Linked DNA regions of Homo sapiens: region 2 is linked to region 1. The links are chromatin contacts, found by Hi-C or POLR2A ChIA-PET in ENCODE. All regions are on one chromosome and are shown on one strand. Each heading gives the region's core, a stretch centred on a gene start or an enhancer-like site at or near the end of the contact. The rest is flanking DNA. Distances are from core to core; before and after follow the strand shown. Region 1 overlaps RAB27A (RAB27A, member RAS oncogene family). Region 2 overlaps RAB27A (RAB27A, member RAS oncogene family).

What was found. Hi-C counts contacts between places; a loop is a spot of excess contacts on that map. ChIA-PET counts read pairs that join two places held with the same protein, here RNA polymerase II (POLR2A). Pooled maps may share reads with other maps.
Region 2: a map of B cell shows a loop between it and region 1 (2.2-fold over the local background). The contact joins two enhancer-like sites. A Hi-C loop is called at or near these places in 13 of 168 maps with a recorded cell type or tissue (B cell, CD4-positive, alpha-beta memory T cell, CD8-positive, alpha-beta T cell and 8 more), 25 of 37 single-sample maps with no recorded cell type and 17 of 50 pooled maps. POLR2A ChIA-PET finds 5 or more read pairs at or near these places in 28 of 52 experiments (AG04449, AG04450, B cell and 21 more).

The regions. Positions count from the first base shown.
Region 1 is chr15:55,253,286-55,260,032 of GRCh38, forward strand. All of the region lies in intron 2 of RAB27A (RAB27A, member RAS oncogene family), which reads right to left. Among named protein-coding and RNA genes, the nearest start is that of RAB27A, 33 kb to the right of the region's middle. Within about 2 kb of position 2,571, at least 5 of the 41 ENCODE cell types and tissues checked have a DNase peak (open chromatin) inside an H3K27ac peak, as active enhancers do; they include B cell, CD8-positive, alpha-beta T cell and natural killer cell, where a contact is called at or near this core.
Region 2 is chr15:55,219,332-55,225,902 of GRCh38, forward strand. RAB27A (RAB27A, member RAS oncogene family) reads right to left here. Exons shown (of 7, transcript NM_183235.3): 6 at 4,558-4,681. Among named protein-coding and RNA genes, the nearest start is that of RSL24D1, 26 kb to the left of the region's middle. RefSeq lists an enhancer at 3,749-3,818. Within about 2 kb of position 2,005, at least 11 of the 41 ENCODE cell types and tissues checked have a DNase peak (open chromatin) inside an H3K27ac peak, as active enhancers do; they include B cell, CD8-positive, alpha-beta T cell and natural killer cell, where a contact is called at or near this core.

The sequences.
Region 1 (6,747 bases), core at 1,321-3,820:
AAAATACAAAAATTAGCCGGGCACGGTGGCGGGTGCCTATAATTCCAGCTACCCCAGAGGCTAAGGCAGGAGAATCGCTTGAACCAGGGAGGCAGAGGTTGCAGTGAGCCAAGATCGTGCCACCGCACTCCAGCCTGGGTGACAGAGCGAGACTCCGTCTCAAAGGAAAAAAAAAAAGAAAGGCTCCCTAAGTATTCCAACTAGGTTCCTTCACTAAGTTTCGTTTTCCTACCTAGGCAGATGGAAAGCCAAGCATCCAGGTTAGAACTTAGTCCCCCAAGGCCATACCTTGTCTCTGTCCTCAGCTAAGCCCAGGATAAGGCCATCTATGGAAACAAAGCTCCTATTTTCTTAACATGCCTCTGAGAAAGATATTTGAAGCCTAGAGGTTAAGAACATAAGGGCTAAAATAAGCAGGCAAGAGGGTGACTCAGAAAGAACAAGAGCCTTGTTTAAAAAAAAAAAAGAGTCGGGGAATAAACCTCAATACAGATTTACTAACACAGAAATAAAGACTTTGTGTTAGCAAAGAGACTATGAATCAGCAAGAGAACAACGCAAGAGGATAAAGGAAATTGTAGACAAGAGCAGCATAAACCATGAAGATGTAAGTATCCACGTGTTTATAACATGGATAATTGATAAGTAATAAGTAAGTCTTCAGAAACTATGTTTGAGTGTTCAGGGGAAATCACAAAAACAAGTAACAGTACACTTAATTTTTTAAATGAGGTTGAAATGAGATTCTGCATGAGAGATAACTGTAAAGTAGTAAAAAAGGTTTCAGAAGTCACACATGAAAATCAATCTCATAATTCTACAATCACATTTTAGTATGTCCACATTTTAAAGTATAAAGTTAGACTTTATATACCAACAAATTTGGCTGCAAGGTTTGTAAGTTGAGTTTTGACCTCGAGAAATACCTTCCTATTTTTTAAAGAAAGAAATATTATAATGACATTCCTTTTAAGTTATTACTTTCCTATACATACTTGCTTATCACATAAAAAATATAATTGCTATATAGCCATCAAGCATTAAAAATAAACCAACACATCTAACAATAGGCCTCAATGGTACTAATCTATTTTCCTAGATATATCACTTTAAAACCACATATGAATGTCTAAGAAATAAAAGTTTTTTATTTTTCTTTTAGAATCTACAGCATACAACATGATAAAATTATTTTGTATAAAAATTATAATTTTTAATTAATTTGAAATAATTTCCATTAATTTCTGATGCTTGTAAGCATTTTAGATATACATTCCTTTAGCTCTTATAATATACTTATAAACTGTGAAAAATTCTGAGACAGGAAGGAACAGATATTAAAATTCTATTACTTCTAATCTAAAAGCCCTCCATCTTATGTTCTCTGTAGGAGACAGAAACTCACAAAAGAAAATGTTTGGCTTCTACTATTAAGAAATTGGACATTTTTCACATATATTACAGTGGAAGGGGTTTTACATTTCTTTCAGGCACAAAATATTTATGAACTCGGGAGCAGCCCAAACATAAAGATAAAATGCAGCATGACTTTCCAAACCAAAATCTGCGGCTTATGTCTATGGATTTTTGTGACCCTTTTGGGAAAAGGCAGAGTTGGAAACACAATTTAGTTGTCCAAGTATTAGAACTTTTAAAGCATCTCTTTGATTTATGAAGAAAATGCACAAAAATACGTTAAAGGAGGCAGTACCAGAAAATCCAGCAAGTTGCTCATCACTACACACCTCTATGCACAGATGACATGAGCAATTATTTGTCTTTCCTTCACTTCTGACTGCCAGGGCTCAGGGCTGAGGTCCTATTGACTGCACATAGTATAAGAAAGGGAAGAGAAAGTTGTTTCAACGGCAACATCCTCACCTACTTATGTCTCTTTTCTCCTGGTTCCAGTAATTAACAGAATGATCACAAACTGAAACCAAACTGCAACTCTATCCCTTCCACTCTCACCCTGGAAGCCTGTTCTCATAAATCCATCCTCCTCGGGGTATTCCTTTAATCAATGTTTATTAATATGAATGAATGCTTTGGCTAACTTGTACAGGTCATCTGCCACTTTTAAGTACTCCATTCCCACCTCATGGGTGTGTTTCATCTCTTTGGTACAGTTGCATATTTCCTGAAGAGTCTCATTTTGTGTATTGCTTCTCCACTACCCCTCACCACTGGACAGACAACTGGCCAGCTGTCACTCAAATGCTAATTGTGTCTATCATCTGCTTTCTCTAATAGCCTTTTCCTTCCGCTGGTTCCCTCCATTCCCTGCCAATTTTATTTAGAAGTGACTCAAAAAGTGTTTGGGGACTCCACTGATAGCTGTGCTTTTTTGATAATTAAACCATATTTACATCCAATTCAACAGTATTTGGTAAGCAATTACTACCTTTCCAGTACGGTGCTAGCAACTACGAATGGCATGAAAGAAACACAGGATCCAACTGCTCCCTTCAAGAAGTTGGTAATTAGGGTGAGGTGGAATGATGTACTCATTTACGAAAAAGGACGGATAAGACAATATTATCAGGGAGAAAAACGTCTGGTACACCATGTGCACCAGCCAGCACAAGAAATCAAAAGTGAAAGGGGCTTCAAGTCAAAAGACCTGAACTCTGCTACTTCCTTCCTAGCTATGTGTCCTGTGGTGAGCCAGACAGCTTCCCCACACTGTTTCCTCAATATGGGAATATTTATCTAGCAAGATTATTGGAAGGATTAAAGGGTACATTATGTGAAATGCATTTTATAAACTGTAAACTACTGGGTACATGTAAGATCGTTGTTTTACAAGTCAAGTAGAGGCTGGGAGGTCAGAAAAGGGGAGCAATCTGTCGGGCATGGAGGCTCATACCTGTAATCCCACCTATTCAAGAGACTGAGGTAGGAGGATCACTTGAGCCCAAGAGATCAAAACCAACCTGGGCAACATAATGAGATGCTGTTGTACAAAAATTTTTTTAATTAGCAAGGTGAGGTGGCCTGTGCCAGTAGTCCCGGCTACTCAGAAGGCTGAGGTGGGAGGATCACTTGAGCCCAAGAGTTCAAGGCTGCAGTGAGCCATGACTATGTCACCACACTCCAGCCTGGGTGACAGAGTGAGACCCTGTCTCAAAAAAAGAAAGAAAGAGGGAGCAATCTGACCGTGACTCAAAGCAAGAGCCAGGACCTGAGCTGAGCACCTTCTTCAAAGCCAGGCAAGATTTAGCTAGATAGTGAAGAATAGGATACACAGCATGTTTCATGCAAGGGCATGTTTTGACTTCAATTTAACAAGTATTGAGGAGGCTTGCTAATCATTTCAAAGGATACAAATGTGCCTCAGATATAATCCTCTAAGTACAAAACTGGCTGTAAACTCAAAGGAATGCTTATGAGGTAATGTGACAAATTGAGGAGAGCAGGACGACTAATCCATTGGTATATGGGGTTCCTCTGCCACCATCTGTTTAGACCCAGGATAGGTCACCATCCCTCTGCAGGCCTTGTTTTATCAAATATGAAATAAGAGGTTTGACCACAATGGTCTCTTTCCAACACAGACATTCTATGCTGTATGATTCCAGGTTCAAAGTTCAAAGCTTAGTCATGAGAAATTTAAGTGGGGTCATGGTGACAGTTGTCCCTTCTATCACCTCTCACTCCTTGAAGATGAGAGCCTAGATGAGGGCAGCCGCATGGGAATGGGAAGAAGGGGATCCAAGATACACTAATTTTAAAATAATAGAACAGAGTTCCACATCAGGTGGAAAAGGACACAGCAAAGAGAACACCAAAGAATAAAGCCTAGGGGGCCAGGAGGCCAAAATAATGTTGCCAACAGAAGCAGGACATTTGAAGTGGGGAAGGGAAAGAGTTGGAATGGGCATAAGGTGTTTGTGGGTGGTATCAGATTTTTGGAAGGGAAGGATGATGAGATTGGATCGGGGCAGGTTCAGCATGAGAGATCATCAAAGCCACATGACCAAGAAATGCTTGAAAATCATCCCCAGTCCCTGTGGCCCACATTTACCTCTGCCCTTGAGACAGAGGCAGAGTAGCCAACAGTGAAAGCTCCAAAAAGAGGGCCATGACTGTACAAGCCACAGAAGAGGGAACATGCTGTTAGTTCAGGATGAACAAGACCAAGGATAACAGCAGGGTGCTCTCAGCCAAACTCAATTACACAGGACATGATGGGCAGTCCCTGCTGCTCTGATTAAACTCAGTTTCCAGATACTATCTCCCTGTTGTAAAGTTCTTTATCTGGCAGTGAGTAAAAAGGAAATGTCAGGGAAGACAGCTAGATGTCCTGCACAGCATTCACTCCTCTTAGGAGCCTGCAATAGGCACCTCCTCAGATTCCAAACTTAGGCCTTGCCCATCATCATCCACCACCCATCTGAATGTATCTCAATGAAAACACACACTGGCTGGGCATGGTGGCTCACGCCTGTAATCCCAGCACTTTGGCAGGCCAAAGCTGGCGGATCACCTGAGGTCAAGAGATCGAGACCAGCCTGGCCAACGTGGTAAAACCCTGTCTCTACTAAAAATACAAAAATTAGCCAGGCGTGCAGGTGGGCACCTATAATCCCGGCTACTCAGGAGGCTAAGGCATGAGAATTGCTTGAACCTGGGAGGCAAAGGTTACAGTGAGCTGAGATCATGCCACTGCACTCCAGGCTGAGGCACGAGAATTGCTTGAACCTGGGAGGCGCAGGTTGCAGTGAGCTGAGATCGCACCACTGCACTCCAGCCTGGGCGATACAGCGAGACTCAGTCTCAAAAAAAAAAAAAAAAAAAAGGAAACACACAGTGAGGAGGAGTTGTAGTATCACTTTCCTCCAGCTCCTTCTCTGCACCTCTCACTCTCCTTGAAACCACTGACACTAAGAAATAAGAGGTTAGAACCCTTCTCTTATTACCCTTATCTAATTACTTAATGTCTCTGTGTTTTCCTAGAAGAAGAATTCACTACCTATACCAGGTCTATCCTGTTTTTGGTCTCACTTAACACTGCTATATGTATGTGCCTGTCTCCTAATGCACACCAGCAAGAGTTTCTCTAGAAAATTGCTTTCCAACCTTGTTCATGATATTTGTATGACCTACCAGGGCATATGCTCTTGATCAAAGGCAATAGGTTTTAGGGCCCCAGAAAGGCCAGGCCCTGTCCAGCCACCCTGAGGGACAAAGGGTTCAACATCTCAACACATCTGAACCAATTCAGTGCACACCAGGGGGAGTCACCTCCTCTAGGGTAGGCGTCAAAGCGTGAAATTCCTGGGCTATACCTATGCACACATGTTCAGTAATACAAGATAATGTCAAATTGCTGTCCAATATAGTTGTTTTACACTCCCAACTTCATATCTTCACCAACATTTGGTGCTTGTTGTCAGACTTCTCAAAATGGTAACACATTGTGATCTAAATTCACATTTCTCTGAGTGCTAATGAGTGTGAGCATCTTTTATTAGTTTCTTGGCCATCTAGTTTCCTCTTATTAAAATGCACATTTGTATCTTTCTCCTATTTTTCTATTGGGTTCTTTTTCTTTAAGACAGAGTCTCGCTCCGTTGCCCAGGCTGGTGTGCAATGGCACAATCTCATCTCACTGCAACCTCTGCCTCCTGCATTCAAGTGATTCTCATCCCTCAGCCTCCCAAGTAGCTGGGGCTACAAGCACGCACCACCATACCTGGCTAATTTTTGTAGAGATGGGGTTTTCCCATGTTAGCCAGGCTGGTCTCGAACTCCTAGCGGCAAGTGATCCGCCCACCTTGGCCGTCCAAAGTGCTGAGATTATAGACATAAGCCACCATGCCCAGCCAGGTTCTTTTTCTATGGATGTGCAGTTCTTCATATATTCTGGATACTATTTATAAGTTATGTATGTTGCAAATATATTCTTACTGTTTTTGGTTTGTCTTTTCACTTTTTTAGTGGCTCTTAATCTTAAAATAGTCAAATTTATTCTTTTTTATAGTTATTTATTTTATATCATATCAAGAAAGTCTCTTTTTTTTTTAATGGAGACACGGTCTCACTCCAGTGCAATGGCACAATCATAGCTCACTACAGCCTCAACTTCTCAGGCTCAAGTGATCCTCCCACCTCAGCCTCCCAATAACTGGGACTACAAGCATGAGTCGCCACGCCCAGCTAATTTTCTTTTCTTTTTTGTAGAGATGGGGTCTCACTATGTTGCCCAAGCTAGTCTTGAACTCCTAGTCTCAAGTGATCCTCCCACCTCAGCCTCCCAAAGTGCTAGGATTACAGGTGTGAGCCACCATGCCCAGCCAAGAAATTCTTATCTAAAGCAATAAAGATATTCTTTTATATTATGTTTATAAAGATACTGCCTTTTTATTTAAGTCTTTAATACACTGAGAATTCAAGGTATATGTAGGGATCCAATTTCATTATTTTTCCCTTAAGTATATACAATCGTCATAGCACCATTTATTGCATAAAATTATCTTTTGCCCAGTGATATGCAATAAATGAATGGATCTGTTTCAGGGCTTTACATTTGGTTTCGCTGGTCATTTTGACCATCCCTGGGCCAGTGCCACAATGCCTTAATCACTATGACCCTAAAATATAACTTCATACCTGTTACGACTGGTACCCACCTTACCAAGGACATGAACCCTTCACATTTCCATCTGAGTTCCTCAAAAACCATATGGGGATTCTTATTGGAATTGCATTGCATTGCATTGGGATCACATAAATCTATAGATC
Region 2 (6,571 bases), core at 755-3,254, 35 kb before region 1:
TTCACTCACTCATGCATGGCACAAGTAGACAATTGGTTCATATCCTGTACAAGAATGACTTTGTCCAAAGAAAATATCTGCTAGCATGCTCACCTGTCAAGCAAAATGTTTGCTAGCATGCGTCTTTGATAGGAACTCAAAGTGTTGTCTTGAACCAGCAGCAGCAACATCTAGAAACTGATCATCAGTATACATTTGTGGGCTCCAACCCAGACCTACTGAATCAGAAACTGCGGGACCCAGTGTTCAGGTGATTGATTCTGATGCACACTGAAGCTTGAGATCTAATAGTGTCTTCCAAAAGAGGAATGTTGCCAATATTTCATTCAGCTTTCTCTTCTACTTGTCACTGACTTCGTAGCTATCTTTTTAAAGTGTTTCAGTAACCATGTGAACTGTAATCACTTGGCTGGCAGGAGTGCAAATTTGAACAACTTTCTGTTTTGTTCTCTTCTCCAACTTCATTGACAATATCACTCAATATAATACATTGGAAACCATTATGTTGCATTTGTTCCAGGAAAATTCAATTGGTTTACCACAGAGATCACTTTGATTTGTTAGGAAGTGACCTAAGAGCTTCATATTACAATTTAACCAAGTTTCACAGCAAAAACAAACAAACAACAACAAAAAAAAAAACATGGAAAATTAGCGGTAGACTCTTAGGCCACTACAAATTTTTTTTCTGATATTCATTATCATGCATACAATTTGCCCTTTACATTTTTGTCTGTTGTATGAAGTCCTCATTCTCAAATTTACTTGTCCCAGCACACACAGATTAACATTCCATTTTCGCACTGTAGTGTTCTTTATTAGGCTTACAAAGTTCTTCTGAGACATGGTGTTTGATTCTTTGATATGTCTATTCCAGAGAACCAATTGTAAACCAATGATCTGGGGTTTTTTTGTTTGTTTGTTTGTTTTTGTTTGTTTGTTTGTTTTGTTTTGAGACAGAGTTTTGCTCTTGTTGCCCAGGCTGGAGTGCAATGGTGCGATCTTGGCTCACTGCAACCTCTGCCTTACCAGGGTTCAAGCGATTCTCCTGCCTCAGCCTCCCAAGTAGCTGGAATTACAGGTGCCCGCCACCACACCTGGCTAATTTTTTGTATTTTTAGTAGAGATGGGGTTTCACCATGTTGGCCAGGCTGGTCTAGAACTCCTGACCTCCGGTGATCCACCTGCCTTGGCCTCCCAAAGTGCTGGCATTGCAGGTATGAGCCACCACACCTGGCCCCAGTGATCTGTTTTTATGAATTGAGAATAGAAGACAGCATAATAGTAACAAAAAATGTAAATTTATCAAACAACATACAAATTATATGAAGATATGCCATAAACTTTATCCTGTTTTCTGACTGTTAGCACATGGATAAACTAAACAATATAGTCCTTTAGTGCATGTGTAACCAGTGTAAATGTTCTAAGAATGAAACAAAACATCTGTGAAAATAATCATTAAAGTTATATGCCATATTTGTGAAATGCATGTGAACCAAATTTTTCCATCATATTTTCCTCTAAAAGTGCCAAACAGCCTACCAAACTACATGGTATGCTTTCTGTATCCTAAGGGACTCTGTTTCTAGCCCTTTCCTTTCTTCAAGGGTTTCAATCATTATCTGCTAAATCCTCTTTTCTCATTTTAACCCAATTCAAAAACTATAGATTGAGCTCCTCTCTATGAAATACTCCATAACCATCGTGACCTGGGCACAGGTCAAAGACAGTCCCCCACACCCCTCAGATACCCCATATGACAGAAGGCAGGGTTAGGCTCTGTGAAACCAGACAGGCTGTGGAATCCTAAGACCGAGGGCACAGGAAACAAGCAAAGGGCTGAAAAAGCCCACAGGGGCAAGAAGTCAAGCCTGACCCTCCCCCAGTACTTGAGAATATACTTGAATGTGCTTGTTTGATCTAGCTAACTCCTCTAACTGCCTTTTTCTTTTTTTTCTTTGCATTTACTGACATACTCTCAAAAGAATGCTCTAGGATCCATGGTTTCCATTGCTTCATCACTTACTTCCTCCTTACCCATTGCAACATACCTCACAGCTTCAACACTACAGCATTCTCTGTGGTAATCGTTCTCTCCCTGTTTCTTTTCCACTACGTTACATGAGTGCCTCTCAGGGGAGCAGGGGGACATTTCAGACTGGCCGGTAAGACTCTGTCAGCCTCCCCCTCAGAATCACCTAAGTCACTGGTTCTCAACCATTGCACATGAAGATCACGTGGGGAGATTTTAAAAGATACCAATGCCCAGGCTTTGTAATGAGTCAGCTTGGCTAGGCTAAACAACATTTCCCAGAATGCCCTTTCTGGTTAGGGTGGGCCACAAAAGAGATTTGGGGGCAATTTTGGGGGTAGGAAGTGAAGCAACCTCCATTTCATAGCCCTCATATATTGTCGCTTATCTGCTGGCTCATCTTATTGTCATAAACCTGCAACTAGACCTGCACCTGGGCCAGGTGATGTTGTTAGCCCTGTGACAAAGGGCCCCAGTTTCTGCAGGACACCCACACCAGCCAGGTCAGAGGCAACAGGAAGTGACATGGGTTTTAGTCCCTCATTATGGGCACCAGCTGGTTCTCACTTTTTCCATCCATCCCCCATTTCACATCCTTCTCCCCTTCCTGTCTGACTGTCCTGTCCTTCAGGCTTCAGCATCAGACACAAAGACAACACCTTACAGAGACTACTTACCCAGCTCCCACAATTGCATATGCTCAAATTCCTGTAACAGATCCCTTCATGTATAGGTATGCTTCTTCAAGTGAACCCTGCCTGAGAAACTCCTCCAAACCAATTATGTCTGATGGTCAGAGGTGAAGCCCAGACATGAGAATGTGTTAAAAGTTCTCTGGATGTTTCTAACATGGTTAAACACCATCTGCCCTAGGGTAAAAACCTCTACATGCAATTGCAAATCCTTGCCAGAGTAAGCCTATAGTGGATGGGAATCCTTCAGCTGAGCTAGCCTTGAGAAAAACCTAAAATCCTGCCCTACTCTATGTGTTTTTCCTGATTTATTCTTCCTTTTCCTTTTTCACAAAGCTAGCCTCTGCCCACCTCACAGACCACTGCAATCTATCAATCTCTAGTCTTTCCTCCCTCCCCACCTATAGCCTATAGACTGATCTGGAAATGTAAACATAACATCCCTCCATGCTCAAAGGCTTTCAGCAACTCCCTGTCCTCCAGGGATCAAATCTAATCTCCTTACCTGGTATTCAAACCCCTCCAGAGTCTGGCTTCTTCCTACCTGGCCAACCTATCCTCCCCCTCCCTTCCCACTATAAACCCTACCAGCTTTCTGAACCTCCATCAACCAAAGAAAGAATAAAGCAGTGATCACACAATAAAAAGGGAAAGGTTTTCTCTTGGCCTTCTTGGATTCTGCTAACCACCAAAGCCACAAACTAGGTAACATCCCCTACACCATCTACACCATCTCTATTTCCCTCCCCTCCCTTCTCAACCCACTTGCTTCCTTCCTCTTTTAATGCTATTAAGGGTTTGAATTTACATATGGGTTCTCATTGTGTGAGAGGCAGAAAGAAAGTAAAGTAAAAATTCCTTTTAGAGGCACCCTTAACACTTTAATACTTTAATAAGCAGCAGCTGACCACTTCTTTCATGTCCAGTTCATGCTGCTGCTGCTGCTGCTGCTGCTATGATCCTATTCCCAGAACTCAAGGAGAACGACAGTATTTTGCTGACCCTCCACCACAAGACCATAGACTAAGCCAAAGGAGATCTCACACTCCTCTCCCAGAATAGAAATTTCAAAACCAGCACCTAATCTGCAATAACCAATAAGCCCTTCTTATATGCTAGCATTCTCTACAATAGTACATGAAGTGGCTTTGAAATTTCCTTGCTGAGGCTGGGTGTGGTGGCTCATACCTGTAATCCCAGCACTTTGGGAGGCTGAGGCGGGTGGGTCACAAGGTCAGGAGTTGGAGACCAGCCTGGCCAATATGGTACCAGAAACCCCATCTCTACTAAAAATACAAAAATTAGCCGGGCATGATGGTGGACTCCTGTAGTCCCAGCTACTTGGGAGGCTGAGGTAGGAGAATCGCTTGAACCCGGGAGGTGGAGGTTGCAGTGAGCCGAGATTGTGCCACTGCACTCCAGCCTGGGTGACAGTGTGAGACTCTGTCTCAAAAAAAAAAAAGAAAAGAAATGAAAAAAGAAATTTCCTCGCTCAACATGGAGGATTTCTTTACCCCAGGAGTCTCCTATTTGCATCTTGGAAAGAAGGCCTTACATACTTAAGGCGCCTCTGAGACAACTCAAAGTTGTCTCTCTGCAAATGCCAAGAGTTTGAGAAAATGGGACCAAAGCACTGAAGGAGGCCCTTGCCACATGCATTGTCAATGGATCCTACTATCATATCATATAAAAAGGACACATTCAACATGCCCCAAGGCCTATGGCTGAGGTTTTGCTTTAATTGTCCACTTTTATCTTTTTCATTACCATTCACCTGCTAATGTTTATATTGAAAATGTTTTCTCTAGACTTCTCCACAAAAATACTCACCCATATTTCTCTGCGAGTGCTATGGCTTCCTCCTCTTTCACTACTCTCTGGTCCTCCAGATCACTCTTGTTTCCACACAGCACTATATCTGGGTTTTCACAATATGCATGCATCTGTAGCTGGCCTATTAATATAAGAAAGTTTATTATATATGTAAATAATAATGTAAGTGTATGATCAGTGAACAATACATGCAAAAGTGCTTTGAAGACTATAATGTATATATAGATATTGGGAATTGACATAATGCTTTCAAAGCATCAGTAATCTTATCTGTAAAGCTGAATAGTTGGGGCAGAAATATAAAACCATTCTTAAGCACATACCCCAGTTTATTGATATCGGAGAGTTTATAGGAGAATGTGCTACCTCTCAAGTGTGAGGGCCCACATGTGCACACGCACACATATGCACACACACACATACAAAACACCTTTCTTTTTTATGAAGGCTATTTGAAAAGAAAGTTGCAGGAGTTCCTAGGGTTTACTGCTAATCTTAAAACTGTTTTTATGTGTTTTTTTCTCCATAGCAATGACATTTCTAAAAGAATTGTTTTTCTCCAAACTAATCTATTTCTATCCAAAATGTTTTTCACATTTTTCTATTATCCTAGGGCAGAATCAACTCATTTAAAACAAACAAGATACAGGCTTCAATGAGAAGAAAAGACCCAGAATAAACAGTAAGTGATTCTGTCACCAGAGCCAAGTGGAAGCAGAGGACTATAATTCTTATTCCGCAGCTTTTATTTCACCTGAAAACCTGCAAATAGGCACAATTATAAAAAGCAATTGACTCAAACCAAAGAGCTTCACTAAGCTAAATAGTTTAATCTTTCAAAGTAGGAAAATAACACCTCATTTCTTACCCATCACACCCCAGAATAAAATTAAGGCCTAAACGTTCACAGTAAGACATACTTCAGAGTTTATGGCCTAATTTATTTTTTCATCATGGTTAACCAGAAAAGTGTGGACATTTTAGTTCCTCATTATGAAGTAGTGTTCATCATATCTTATCATGAGAAAGTCAAGTAGGCAGGTGTTTACTGAGCATTAGCACAGGCCTGATACTCTGCATGGAATTTCACAACAGTTCTTTGCCCTCATGGGGCAACTGGGGTAATAAGACCTACAGAGGACAGACTAAACTGTGTACCATTTCATGAAAAGCCATGCCCTTTCTTTCCTCCAGGTTGTTACACATGCTGTTCCCACATCACTGAATACTTAACCACAACCTTCCTTCAAGACTTGCTTCATGGTTACCTCATTATCTTTCTGGTCTCCAGAGTGGCTCTGTGCTCTGTTAATGCCTTATAAGGTGTTATAGGTCCATGCCCAGTGTCATGCTATGAGCACAGACTCAGGATCCAGTGTACCTAGGGATGAATCCTGGCTCTGCCATTTACTAGCTGTGTGACCCTGATGAAGTTATTTGACTGCCTCAATTTCCCCATCTGTAAATGGTGATAATGATACTACTTACTTTATACAGTCAAGGTAAGGATTAAAATGAATTAATCCAGTGATTCTGCAGGTAAAGACTGTGAGCCACCAGCCTTAGCATAACCTAAGAATTTGTTGACATGCAAGTCTCAGGTCCCACTCCAGCTCTACTGAATCAGGAATGCTGGAAATGGGGCTAGAAATCTGTGTTTTAAAAAGTCCTCCAGGTGACTGAGATGCACATTCACATTTGAGAACTACTAAGTTAATATATTAAAGCATTTAGAAGAGCATGTAAGTATCACCAGTAATTATGGTTAACAGTATTTATTTTGGGTAGTCTAGGAAGTGTGATTATTGGTGATTTCTTCTTTTTGTCTCATTTTTCCTAATTTTTCTACTAAGATTGTGCTTATCTAAAAAGCAAATTAATCAGTTATTTTAAAAACTTCACTAAGAAAAAAGTCACCTACATAAACAACTACAGTCTGATAATGGATGTAATAAGGACCCTATACACAGTATAAAATGTAACAGGGGTTAAAAGGAGGGAAAACATCTAA